Linked DNA regions of Homo sapiens: region 1 is linked to region 2. Evidence: chromatin contacts called from ENCODE Hi-C or POLR2A ChIA-PET data. All regions are on one chromosome and are shown on one strand. Each heading gives the region's core, a stretch centred on a gene start or an enhancer-like site at or near the end of the contact. The rest is flanking DNA. Distances are from core to core; before and after follow the strand shown.

What was found. Hi-C counts contacts between places; a loop is a spot of excess contacts on that map. ChIA-PET counts read pairs that join two places held with the same protein, here RNA polymerase II (POLR2A).
Region 1: a loop to region 2 is called in a map with no recorded cell type, with 2.1 times the contacts of the local background. The contact joins the promoter of CLDN20 here to the enhancer-like site in region 2. A Hi-C loop is called at or near these places in 1 of 37 single-sample maps with no recorded cell type. POLR2A ChIA-PET finds 5 or more read pairs at or near these places in 1 of 52 experiments (HEK293).

The regions. Positions count from the first base shown.
Region 1 is chr6:155,261,179-155,268,263 of GRCh38, forward strand. It overlaps CLDN20 (claudin 20), which reads left to right and starts at 2,835. Exons shown (of 2, transcript NM_001001346.3): 1 at 2,835-3,110. The region is part of intron 5 of TFB1M (transcription factor B1, mitochondrial); the gene reads right to left.
Region 2 is chr6:155,083,128-155,090,313 of GRCh38, forward strand. It overlaps TIAM2 (TIAM Rac1 associated GEF 2), which reads left to right. Exons shown (of 27, transcript NM_012454.4): 2 at 7,162-7,186. Among named protein-coding and RNA genes, the nearest start is that of TIAM2, 91 kb to the left of the region's middle. Within about 2 kb of position 2,649, at least 4 of the 41 ENCODE cell types and tissues checked have a DNase peak (open chromatin) inside an H3K27ac peak, as active enhancers do.

The DNA of each region.
Region 1 (7,085 bases), core at 1,585-4,084, 180 kb after region 2:
GAAATGGATTCAAAACAGTAACTACACACACAAAAATGCTAACGGAGACCATGGTCTAGGAAATGGGAAGTCTCGTCATAATTGACAAAAGCCTCAGTCTCCAGGAATTGTTAAACTTGTTAATGAGGATCTCATACAGACTCAACAAAAGGCGAAGAAAGTACGGCAATTTAGGAGGTGTGGGCTGCACCACTGCTTTTCAAAAGGAACTCCATTGTTGAAATCCCATAGAGGTTGTCATTTTCTCCTAAGAGGACTTGCTTCTAAAGATCCTTGTGGCTACATAATTCCTTAAACAGATGAAAATGGGAGACTGGCTTTTCTGGTTGTGTTTCTTTTAGGGTAGAAGGAAAACAACTGAATATGATGTGAGACTTTATGGACAAGAAAGTGAAAATAAGCTGTGCTCAGCCTCACACAGCCTGACGCGCTTGTGGGAGGTGCCTGTGGTGCCTGAGCTGTGTCATCAAGGCCCCGGACCCCTGAGAGCTTGCACCTCCCTATTTAAACAATCAATGAGCCTGTCCCCGAAGGTTTCAGGTCAGCTACAGCTGCTCCTACTGGATGGAATGGGAAATAGAAGGCTTTGGTGGTAAGGGGCGGTGTGGGCTGGCGCATGCTGAGAATGTGCCAAGCGGCCTTTCCACACCCCAAATGCCCACCCCCAACATCCATCAGCCTTCTTGTGAAGTCCAGCAGGCTGTTCTTGTGAAGATTCTATGGTGGAACAGTAGTTATGAACAGTGACTTAACTAAGATGTCAAATGCTCTTAATAAATTTTAGTAAGTTTTTTGAATTGTGTGCTATATGTTGTTTCATGTTTCCTCAAGTTTAGTAACAACTACCTCTTCCTACAGGACTTCCCTTAGACTTTAACAAAACGCACCATAGAACAGTGCCCAGCTTGGAGAGGTCTGTGGTCATCAGGGAAAGAGGGACTGAAGAAGACAAGGGGCTGTGGAGTGGATGCAGGGTGTAGGTGGGGTAGATGTACTGCTATAGGGAGAGAAGAAAGGTGGTTTCAGCTCAGGGCAGTTCTGGGGAAGGAAAAAGAAGACCTGATCTATGAATGGCAGAGTGCAGGCAGCAGCCCAAGACACACTCCACTGACTTCAGATGTCAGGTTCCTTCCCACAAACTCTGAACTATCCTGCCTACCTCGCCTCCTCCTGATTTGTATAGAGAAGTGGTCCCAACTGTCAGGCATGTGTCTGGCCACTCTCTACACCTCGCCAGCCTTCTCTCACTGGACTCTCCATTTCCCTTTCATCCCCTGAGCTTCCTGGCACCCTTGTCCCTGCCTCCCGTTCTCCAGGACTCATCTCCTGTAACCCTTCAACTCCAGTTCTCCCAGTGACAAAGAGCCAATTCTATCAATTCTTACTAGCAGCCTGCTAGTCTCCAGAAGAAATACTCTTAGCAAAATCTGAGATAAAATCTAATCCCTGCCTAGGCCTAAAACCATGAAATATTATCAAAACTCTACATAAGGCTTACAAACTATTAAGACCAAAAGCACAAATACAGAGATAGATGCACTCTCTTCCAGTACAGAAACTGCCACTTTCAGCTTCCTTAGATTTTAAATTTTGGCCTCATCTTTATTTGCCTGATTTCATTCCTTTGAGATATAGTTGGTATTTGCAAATACAGGAAGTGTCTAACTTTTGCTTGATTTAAATAAAGTTTTAAAACCCTGAACAAATATAGTAGTACCCCATGTAAACTATAGCGTCGACTTCTAAAGTTTGAATACAATTCCAATACTCTGTTAAGTTGGCTTATATTATGTCACGGCTAAAAGAGAATTCCCCTCACAAATGCAGTTACTATTTAGTGGGAGATTCTGTAAAACTCAGCGTCAACAAAGCTCTTCCAGTTATGTCTCCTGCTTCTGGGACGGCCAGGACCTCTCCTGTACCACCCCTTCCTCTCCCTTTCCCCCAAAGGCACCTTTCAGAATTACTCTGAATGATGGAGCCCATTTTTTTCTAGAACTATAGGAAAGCTGCTTGGTAACTATGGTAACGAATACAAAAATGTTTTTTACTTATAATTGAATGCTTATTTAAAATTACAAGTATTATTTTTTCTTCCTTGAGTTTTAAGTCTATTAATGGGTTTGATTACAAAAAAGAAATCAGTACAAAGGCATCAGAAGTACTTAAAATATTCTAGTTTAATGCCGCCAGCCTTTTCCAAACTCAGTCCATCAGTATACCAAAATGACCTACTAAAATTTCAAATGAAAGGATTTAAAATGAATTTAAATATTTGCCTTTCTAACCCTATACGTCAACGCTGTAACAAGCTAAGACTGTTTCTCAGTGTTAGCAGCCTTGGCCATAACAGGCCCGAGGCAGATGTCCTAGTTTCCAGGCCAGGGTGTCTAGGACGTGACTGGTTATCAGCTCAGAGCAGCACTTGGAACTCACAAGGGACCCGGGCTAAGGAGATATTAAATCTTAAATCTTAGATATTAGATATTACAACTGAGAACTGTAATCAACATGATATACAGAGGACACTGAAGAGACGTACAACTCAGTTCCTGATGATTATCATATGCCCAAAAGCTAAGTCACGACCACATGCACAGACACAGAAACAATGCTGGCCACTGTCTACAAAAGGGTCTTCATTCAACACTCTCACGGTGTTCAAGACCATTAGAGGACAAGATAGTGGAGATGAAAAAATGATGAGGAAGTTACTATGTAAATAGCCAAGACACAGCCATAACTTAAGACAACAGAAGGGCTAGTGAAAAAAAAAAAAAAGACCACAGGGAATAATCAGTAAGACTTTAAAGAACAACATATAAGAAGGATTCAAAGTTCGAAGTGGGATGATCACGGGCAGACCTGGGTGGTTGGGAACAGGAAGCATATGGCATCTTGCAGGCTATAGGCACCACAAAATGGAACGCAGGAGGACAGGGGCTTGGGAGAGCCACTTCACTGTCGGGTAAAACAACGGAGCAAGATGAGTGCCTCCGGATGCTTGGTTTCCCCACCCTCCAGTGTCTGCTTGCTCTTCAAGTACCTCCACCAAGCTAATGACAGTCCACTTTAGGACATCACGGGCCTCGAGGTTACAACTTTCCCAGGTAAGGAGAATCCCAGGTAGAGGCAGCAAGTCACTGATGCCTGTGATATGATAATTATGCATGTCATAGAAAAAGAAAATACTGACAAATGTGAATGTAGATCACATTTTCTGGAATTGGTTCACTCTACCTGTGATCCATGTCCAAAAGCCAATTTAAGGAAAGAATTTCCACTGTAAAACCTTAAAGCTGACAGCATTCTAAGTATTTCAAACCAACTGGTTCAATAAAGATCAACTACACGGTCAGTACCTATCCTAAAGTTTACAATTTGTGTTATTGTAACAATATTTATTTCTGCAGAAGTTCTGTCCTCACCCTTTTTTCTTCCTACAGATCTTTGTTTTTTTCTCTTTCTTCTTGGGATCATAAAAAAAGAACAGATTTTAAACAGTCACATAGTGTTTCCTCTCAGAGCAGATGTGGTAGGAAGAACTGAGGCCAAGAGAATGACAGCAAACTCAGATCACAAGAGAAATAAGACTAAGAAATGTGGTGAGGGGGATGAAGAGTTTTTTTACTGTGTAAATTATGTAAATGTACATATGTATGTATGTAAATTACACCTATTAGTAATAACAACAACAAGATGAGTCAGTGTCTCTTGGTCCCAAGAGATTAAACAATTTCAGGGAGATGCACGTGTAATCCTCAAGAAAGCACAAATGGAACAAGAACTGACAATTGTTGTATAAAGGTTTTCTGTTACATTTAATCTGGAGTTCCTGGATGATCAGAGGGAAAAGACCTTCCTAAAACTAGGCCTTTTCCACAAACCACGCCCTTGGTGTCTGTGAAGCAGCAGCATCTGGACGTGCCCTGTGTTTCCTGTCCCGGGCTGTGCTCCCGCTTGGGTTTGTGGATGTGGCAGGAGCTGCCTGAGGCAGCTTCGAGGCTGCCCAGCCGGGCCATGGGTGTGGCAGCACATTGGCAACTGCCAGGGTCTGGACCCCAGCGCTGCAGGTCCTGAGCAACTCCCGTCCCTCAGAGAGAAGACAGGACCTCAGAGAGGCTCTCAATCTAAACAAACTCAGAAGGCACTTGATAAATGCTGCTAGTAATATTATTAAAAGACTGAGAAATAGAACATGCATACAAATATAGTAATTCATAATAAACCATAATTATCAAACGGACTAGACATCACACTGAAGATGCTTGGTCAGTACATTCGTATATTCATAGCTGATACTGTTAATTTCCTAAGGCTGGGACAGAAGAAGAACATTATTTTAGGATTAGGTCAAATCACTTTAAATTTGTAGGGCTGGAACAGGTAACTATTTTATCTTACTCTGAACTGTCATTATTTTCAAGATTGAATGGAAAGCAAAGAAGAAAAAACATTTGTATTAGGGTTCTCTAGAGGGACAGAACTAATGGAATATATATATATGAGTTTATTAAATATAAATATTAAATATATTTATATATAATATAAATATATATTATATATAATATATAATATATATTTAATATATAATATGTAAATATTAAATATATATATAAAGAAGAGTTTATTAAGTATTAACTCACATGATCACAAGGTCCCACAATAGGCCATCTGCAGGCTGAGAAGCAAGGAGAGCCAGTCCAAGTTCCAAAACTGAAGAACTTGGGAGTCCAATGTTTGAGGATAGGAAGCATCCAGCACGTGAGAAAAGATGTGGGCTGGGAGGCTAAGCCAGTCTCTCTTTTCACATTTTTCTGCCCACTTATATTCTAGCTGAGCCGGCAGCTGATTAGATGGTGCCCACCCAGATTGAGGGCGGGTCTACCTTCCCCACCTCACTGACTCAAATGTTAATCTCCTTTGACAACACCCTCACAGATACACCCAGGATCAATACTTTGTATCCTTCAATCCAATCAAGTTGACACTCAGTGTTAACCATCACAACATTTTTTTTAAAATTCAGAACCCCAACTTTTCATTAGAATTAAATGGACAGCATTTGAAAAATACAAGGATGGGGCTCCATCCCAGAAAATTAAATAAAAGCCACTGGGTTGGGCCTGAGCCTCTTGGGGCTTTTCCAAAGCCCTCGTGTGGGCAGAAATGAGAATCACAGGTTTGGGGAACAATCCTAGTTGCTTGGGAAAGTATCACACAGTCAACTCAAATCCTGGAGATTAAATTCACTAGAAGTGCAGCTAGAGCCCTGTGACACCCACAAAGCCAGCCTGAGTCCCTGCTGGATACAGCTCACCAGGGGGGATGAAAAGCCAGATACAAACTTCCCCAGTCTCGCTCACAGTTAAGAATGACCAAATGAGGCTGGGCGCTGTGGCTCACACCTGTAATCCCAGCACTTTGGAAGGCCAAAGCGGGCGAATCATGAGGTCAGGAGATCGAGACCATCCTGGCTAACACGGTGAAACCCCGTCTCTACTAAAAAATACAAAAAATTAGCCAGGCGTGGTGGCGGCCGCCTGTAGTCCCCGCTACTTGGGAGGCTGAGGCAGGAGAATGGCGTGAGCCTGGGAGGCGGAGCTTGCAGTGAGCTGAGATCGTGCCACTGCACTCCAGGGTGGGCGACAGAGCGAGACTCCGTCTCAAAAAAAAAAAAAAAAAAAAAAAAAAGAATGACCAAATGAGCCAGTTCTGGAAAGTGAGACATTAAAGCATAGTCTGGGGTGGTGGTGGGAGAGGGGAAGAGAACTCTAGAATACTTTGCTGCCTTTTTTTTTTTTTTTTTGAGACAGAGTCTCACTCTATCGCCCAGGCTGGAGTGCAGTGCAGTGGCATGATCTCGGCTCACTGCAACCTCCACCTCCTGGGTTCAAGCAATTCTCGTGTCTCAGCCTCCTGAGTAGCTGGAAATACAGGTGGGTGGCACCACACCCGGCCAATTTTTGTATTTTTAATAGAGACTGGGTTTCACCATGTTGGCCAGGCTGGTCTCAAACTTCTGGCCGCAAGCAATCCACCTGCCTTGGCCTCCCAAAGTGTTGGGATTATGGGCATGAGCCACCACACCTGGCCGTAGAATATGGTGCTTCTTGATGAAAGGGTCAGCTGAGGCAGCCATCTCATAGCTGTTGAAGTAAACCTAAAATATAGAGACAAATCTCCAAATTCAATGTTTTATTTGGGAAGCAAGAATTGTAAATTAGGGCCTACACACAGACCAGGTGGTCTTCAGTATGTCCAAAGAACAAAAGGAAGGTTGGGAGTTTTATTAGAGAAATGTTATGTGTTGTTTTGAAAGAAAGCTCATTGGCACTAGAGAAGCTTTTGGGTGTGGACAAGCTCTGATTGGTGAGTGACGACAGCAGGTAAAACCAGTCTTAGAGTCACAGTAGGTGGTCCCAGCAGCTACTAGCTAAAACTGGTCTTGGTGTTACAGCAGGCCATTTCAGCAGCTAGGCTTATAGAAAGTGTAAATTTTGGAGCAGGTGCGACAGTGCTATGTGCCCTGAGTGCTTTTTCCTCCTGGCCCCTTGACTCTGATTTAGTTGGGTAAGACAAGAATGACCTAATTTGTATAATCAACCTTCACACAGCCAAGAAAAGTTCAGTTTGAAGGAACAGAAAAACAGAATGAGCTGGAATACTTAAGAAGAGTTTTAAATTGCAGAACTAACCTTGAACAGTACTGACTTTCAAACAATGAGTCCTTATAGTTTAGTCTACTGTTAGATTTTTCTGTAATTTGTCCACTGAAACATCTGAAACCAATACAAGCCCAAAGCCCCTTCTACAAATTTGTTTTCAAAATGTAGACAGGAAATTTTGGGTTCTTTTTACAGACCGAAGATGCCCTTGACTACATTATATATATTTAATTATATTTCCAGAATTTATGAACACCCTTTATCTTGAATCCATTTCCTATGCAATATCTCTACTCATCTAGTTATTTCCATTTAATCGCTCCCATTACCACAGCCTCCCAGAGTCTGTCTGTCTCCAATTCTGATCTCTTTAAATCCTCCACACCATAGCCAAGTGCTCTTAAACCACAAATTCCA
Region 2 (7,186 bases), core at 1,399-3,898:
ACCTGAGGTCAGGAGTTCAAGACCAGCTCGGTGAACATGGCGAAACCCCTGTCTCTACTAAAAGTACAAAAATTAGCCGGGGATGGTGGCGTGCACCTGTAATGCCAGCTACTCAGGAGGCCGAGGCAGGAGAATCACTTGAACCCTGGAGGCAGAGGTTACAGTGAGCCAAGATCGTGCCAGTGCACTCCAGTCTGGGCAACAGAGTGAGACTTTATCTCAAAAAAAAAAAAAAAAAAAAGAGAGAGAGAGAGAGAGATGGGCAAGACACTTATTTCATAGGAAGGAGGAAGAGGGAAGCAGGCATTTACTGCTGTGGCCACACAGCTGGTTTCCTGGCCCCGTGCAGCTTTATTTCTAATGTGCAATGTGATTGTCTGCCCCTGTTGTCCACAGGACTAGCCTGCTGCCATAAACATGGTGCATGTTGTAAATATTGCACAAGCCTCCCCAGATACTAAATATGTGTAATTCTTGGGGCATGGATTGTGTGGTTCATTTGGAAGTGATGAGGAATTATTATATTGCTGTTCCCTAATGAAGAAAGTCACTTTGCCTGGTGAGTTTTGTCTGTCAACTGGATGAGGATCATCCCTCTGTCTGGAAGCCAGAATTCAGTGGCAGCTTTTAGATACCAATGCTAAGTCAATTTCTTTTGTCTTGGCAAGGGATGGCATAGTATTTCCAGAAGTAAAGTCTTATATGCTGGACAATGTGGCAACAGATGACATACGAAACCAGATAAATGTAGCCTTAGGGCTTCAGGGCAAATGCACCAAGAGAACCAGGCATAAACCTCCTGGCATTTTTTGGCCCAGCCCTGGAAATCCTAGTGTCACGTTGGCTGTACTATATAGGTTGAAGCAGAATCGAGGTGAAGGGGGCATAGGGCTGCCCACCTCCCCTTCCTAAGAGGAGTGTCAGAGAACTTACTGACCTGTTTTAAAACACGAATAGGATCCTAGTGGAGAAAGATCCATTCTGATCTACCTGGGGCACTGCATGTAGGTAATTTCTGTGGTGTGAGTGTTACTATTCTTGTATTTGAGTCTTACTTGAAGACAGGGATAGGGGCCACTCTGGTGGGGTAGGAGCCACTTCACAGCCTCTTACCCCCACCCCCAACCATGTTCCCCACCACACGTGTTGGGACTAATGGCTTGCTTGTGTACAGGCAAGATCAGAAGCAAGCTGTGTCACCATCGTATTTCCAGCACTTAGCATAGTGACTTGAACAGAATAGATATTCAACAAATACTTCTTGAATTGAATGTCATTAACTAAAAAATAGTGCTAACTTTTGTATCCTTGAGTTTTGTCACTGGATACGTGAACCCTTGTGGGACTCCCAGGAAAGACTTACTCTAAACAGGAGCCAGATTGACTGATGTGATCACCAGCCTAGGGAGAGCAGTGAACAAAATGGGTATACCTTGTTCTCCTTCTAGCTGGCCATTGATTTTTTTTGGTGTTTCACATGGGCTGTTTTATAAATAACAACGGTCTTTTTGTAACTTGGCTTACAGTACTCAGTAAATACTGTGCTCCATGTGTATAGGAGTCTGTCCTTTGGGGAGGATAGACTGAAACTTGCTGTTTTCATTGTAATTAGTCATCCCTTTGTCATGAATGGCAGCTTCTCTCCCATTCTATAGTCTACTGGGTAACTCTACAGTTTTCCTTTGTTGAGTGCAGCATCTGATTCCATTAGTTCTTTGTGCAGGAACAGTGCATTAGTGTGGACGTGGGAGGCTGGTGAAAATTGTTATTTAAGGCATACCACATTATGATGTAGTCTTACCTAATGCCTTGGAATAAGAGTCACAGAATGGTTTGTTCATTATGTCTGAAATCTCTACGGGCCCTGAGTGATGAGATAATAAGTAATCCACCTGTAAATGGAGACTCTGGAGGGCCCAGTTAGATCCTACAAACCTGGGTCACAGGAGGGGTTAAGGGAGATGGGAGTTACATTTCTCACTCCCAGTCCTGGAAAACATCCCACTTTCTGTATTGTTTTCTTACAAACATTGAGTCGAATCTCTGAATTGATAAGCTGCCTAGCTGATAACGAGGCTAAAGTAAACCCAGCAACTTTAAAACATGTTTTAAATTCAGGGAGATGGTGGCTACAAAGAAGATACAATTTGAAGAAGGCATGAATTTGAGAGAAAATTTTTAGTAACAAATGCATTCTACTTACGTAGAGGTGGGAGGCATGTTTGAAGGGCACAGGGTAAGTAGTAACTTTCTCTTTCCTTCCCCACCTTTTCTCATTGACCTGCATTGACAGTTGTGCTGCGTACTGTGGGCTTGCACACTGGTTCACCTGACAATGAAAGTTTTATAAACTCTGGGCACTCTGAACTTCACCCAGTCCTTGGCAGTAGGCTTCTAGATTGACTAATCATGTAGTATTTCTTAGATGTGGCCATTAAAAAAAAAAACAACTTTGTGATGTAGTTGAAGGTCTGGATTATATTCAGCTTTCGAGTAGGACATGGGGCAGAATCCCTAGCACTGTAAAAATAAAACCACTTTTCATCACAAAGCTCAAGGGAAAAGAATGTAAGGTGTGTTCATGTTAAATTAAAATTACACTGATGTCATGGTGCAAACAGGCAGCTCCAAGGCTGCGGGACTGGCTGGTTTTCATGCTGATAAAAGCATGAGCCATCAGTCTTGATTGATGACTCTGTCCACACGTGGCACCTATGTGCTGTGAGAGATACAAGCACTCTTTGTGTAAGCAAAAGCATAGCATTGCTTGAGTTTTATTATAGATATAGTTTACCTAGCACCACCTTGGATCTCATAGACTCACATACTCAAGGTGCCCTGTTTGATCTTTCTGTGGTCACAAGATATTGCAGTCCCGGCCCACTGCAAATTCTCCCTTAAAATGGGACTTTCCCTGGCAGCGAAGCCCAGTCTCCACTGTTGAAAGAATAGCCACTTGCTGGATTGCAGTCCAGCTCAGGGAAGCTTCATTGTTCACGTGGCACTGGAGCATGTGAGGAACGCAGAGAGGGTCCTGAGGAAGGCGCTGAGATCCAAGGAAGAGCATTCTTGGAACCAGTAACTTGTCATTGCTGGAAACAGAGCTGTTGTAGCTGTTTGGAGATCTGAGTTCTAGTCTTAGCTCTTTCCCGCTGTCTACATGAGAGGTCTACTTGATCTTTACTGGACTTCACTTTCTTCATCTGCAAAGTGAACAGGGATGAAGTCAATGTGCTCTAAGCTTAAATATTCTATAATCCTGCTTAAAATCATTTCCATCCAAAATGACCTGTAGTTGGCCGGGCACGGCGACTTACACCTGTAATCCCAGCACTTTGGAAGGCTGAGGCGGGTGGATCACCTGAGGTCAGGAGTTCGAGACCAGCCTGACCAACATGGCAAAACCCCATCTCTACTAAAAATACAAAAATTAGACAAGTGTGGTGGCGTGCACCTGTAATCCCGGCTACTCAGGAGGCTGAGGCGGGAGAATTGCTTGAACCTAGGAGGCAGAGGTTGCAGTGAGCTGAGATCGCGCCACTGTACTCCAGCCTGGGCAACAGAGTGAGGCTCCATCTTGGAAAAAAAAAAAAAAAACCCCAACAAAAACCACCAAAATGACCAGTAGTTAAGCTGCAGCTTCCTCTTTAACTCAAGTTATGGCGATATGATGGAAAAGCAAGCCAAGCCACATATTAATCACGTTGTATTAGCAATTTGACGAATCAGTTATTTCATGAACACATTTATTAAGCACCCATGAGTAAGGAATTGTGTCAGGCACCAGGGAAACAAAGTACTTCACTTTCAAAGCAGTTCTAGTAAAGGGGAAAGGTAAGTGAGTTCTAGTAAAGGAGACAAATGAGTGAAAAAGAAATAATTGCGAGGCAATTGCCTATATCAGAAAGAGTGGTGAGGTGAAGGAGGGAGCAATAACCCTGTGAGGTTCGGGGTATGATGGTAGGTGATCAGAGGAAGAGACACTTAAGCTGGGTCTTGAGGGGCAATTAGGAGTTCTCCAGGGAGGTGTTCCCTGTAGAGAACAGTATATGCAAAGGCATAGAAACCAAAAAACATGAAATCACATGGTATTTGGAATGAACATGTGGAAAGTTCTGTTATGTAACAGATGCTTGAGATCCAACATTATTATCATTGGAAACATTAAAATATGGCAGATCTTATATTTTATAGTTTTCAGTTAGTAAATCATTTATGAGGCCATCAGTAAAATATTACAAGTCTTGGTTTTTAAAGATTGTCAGTATGATGTATTTAGACAGAGCCTAGTGAAGCTTGATTCAGTATTCTTTTCTTATCATTTGAAAATATTTTTTTCGGCTGGGTGCAGTGGCTCACGCCTGTAATTCCAGCACTTTGGGAGGCTGACGCAGGTGGATCACTTGAGCTCAGGAGTTCGAGACCAGCCTGGCCAACATGGTGAAACCCTGTCTCTACTACAAATACAAAAATTAGCCAGGCGTGGTGGTGGGTGCCTGTAATTCCAGCTGCTTGGGAGGCTGAGGCAGGAGAATTGCTTGAACTCGGGAGGCGGAGGTTGCAGTGAGCTGAGATCGCGCCATTACACTCCAGCCTGGGTGACAGAGTGAGACTCCATCTCAAAAAATGAAATAAATAAAATAAAATAAATAAAAAATTTGTCCATACTGGGTTAATGACAAAGCAAATTTAAAAGTTTTAAGTAAATATGGAATGTATTCTATAAGGTAGGCATTCTTGACCAGATATAACAAATCTCTGAACTAATTATGTCGCCTTGGTCAAATCACACTACCTCTTTGAGTTTTAAATTCTCACCTGTAGAATGAGGGAAATGGGTCCATCCCAATCCTGATATCCTATAAATGAAAACTGTTCTTTTTAGTATGCCAGGTTGTATAGGTGTATTTCTTTTTCTTTCTTTCTTTTTTTTTTTTTTTTTTTTGAGACGTAGTTTTGCTCTTGTTGCCCAGGCTGGAGTGCAATGGCATGATCTCGTTCACTGCAACCTCTGCCTCCCAGGTACAAGTGATTCTTCTGCCTCAGCCTCCGGAGTAGCTGGGATTACAGGCATGCGCCACCACGCCCGGCTAATGTTTTGTATTTTTAGTAGAGACGGGGTTTCTCCATGGAGTTCAAACCCCAGCCACTCCATGTTGGCCAGGCTGGTCTCGAACTCACGACCTCAGGTGATCTGCCCACCTCGGCCTCCCAAAGTGCTGGGATTACAGGCGTGAGCCACTGCACCCGGCCCCGGTATAGGTGTATTTCTATAGCATGAGTCATTGTGATAGTCAAACCTTTCTCAATAGTGACCATTTACACTGAAAGTCTAGTTGTGGTTTTTTGCTACTTTGAGTATGTCACATGTTTCAAGTAATTTATTAAGTATTTTATGTGCATTATTTCATTAAACAGTTAGAATAACCCTGTAGTGTAGATCATATTTCCATTTTATAGTTGAAGAAACCAGAGGCTCAGACAATCTAAATAACTGGGCTGAGCTCACTGAGGTGGTCATGGAGTGGCTGGGGTTTGAACTCCAATCTCAGTCCCCTTGCTCTAAGGCAAGCTTGTCCAACCCATGGCCTGTGGGCCACCTGCGGCCCAGGATGGCTTTGAATGCAGCCCAACACAAATTCGTAAAATTTCTTTAAACATTATTAGACCTTTTTTGCAATTTTTTTTAAAAGCTCATCAGCTATCATTAGTGTTGATGTATTTTAGATGGCACCCAGGACAGTTTCTCTTCCAGTGTGACTCAGGGAAGCCAAAAGATTGGACATCCCTGCCCTAAAGTCTGCATTCTTTATCAAGGACTGCATTCTGGGTTAAGGACACATGGTTATTGCCATAAAACAGTATCTTGTTTACATCACAGAGTTAATATCATGCCTTCTAAAAAGGTAAGTCTCACTATGAAAGCAGTCTGTTTCACATTTTAAACAATGAAAAAAAAGAGGTACTTTCTGATGTGTTGACTAATGGACCATGAGTTTTAATATATAACCAGGTGGTAGCATATCAAATACAGGAAGAAAGTATTATTCTCCATAATAGGAGAGGATCCAGAAACCACCTGTTTTTTTTCGGGGGGGTGGGGGTGTGGGGGGATGGAGTCTCTCTGTCACCCAGGCTGGAGTGCAGTGGCGCTATCTCAGCTCATTGCAACCTCTGCCTCCAATTCTCCTGCCTCAGCCTCCCAAGTAGTGGGGACTACAGGCGTGAGCCACCATATCCAGCTAATTTTTGTGTTTTTAGTAGAGACGGGGTTTCACCGTACTGGCCAGAGTGGTCTCAAACTCCTGACCTCAAGTGATCCGCCCACCTTGGCCTCCCAAAGTGCTGGGATTATAGACATGAGCCACCGTGCCTGGCCTCATCTGTTTAATAAGTTATGAAATTCTGATCCTTTGGCACTACCCACTTGAGTTCTGCTCCAGAATCCGTAACAATGGCTCAAGACATGGTGTTTCTTCGCTGATCCCTCTGCCTGGGGGATCATTTCTCTAAGTTCAAATACCATTCAGATTTCAGGCTAGTTGTCATTTCAGAGAGCCAATTCCTAATCTTCCAATTTAATTTAGCCACTTGTCACTCACTGTCTCATTACCCTATTGACTCTGCATTGCCTGTATCACTCTAGGATATTTTTGTTATTTGTTTATTGAACTGTGTATTTCCACTTGAATGGAGCTCAGTGAGAGCGAGATTTTCTCTCTCATTCACCGCTTTATTTCTAGCATCTGGAGTAGTGGCTTGGTCACAGTAGGCTTGCTCTGTCTGTCAATCATCCATCCATCCATCTGTCCGTCCGTCAGTCTGTCTGTCCATCCATCCATCTATCCATCTCCTGTCTAACTTATCTATATTTATTTCTCTCTCCCCTCCCTCCATCCATTCTATCTTCAAATGGCTTAGTCATGACATTATGAAATGAAGCAGTAAATCTACAGTAAATCTGCTTCTCCAGTTAGGATGTGGGAAGACCTTTTTTCCTTTATAGTTAATCACTTAACTCTTGATTTCTCTTTCAGATTCTTCCTTCTTGTATCAAGCCCAAGATACAACAGAATGCTGAGAAACTGAGCTTCAATTATAACAATCTGATTTTGAAAAATTATTTCTCACTGCCTCTGTGTTTTTGTTTTATTTTGCCAGGGCTCTGTGTATGAATGACAAGGAT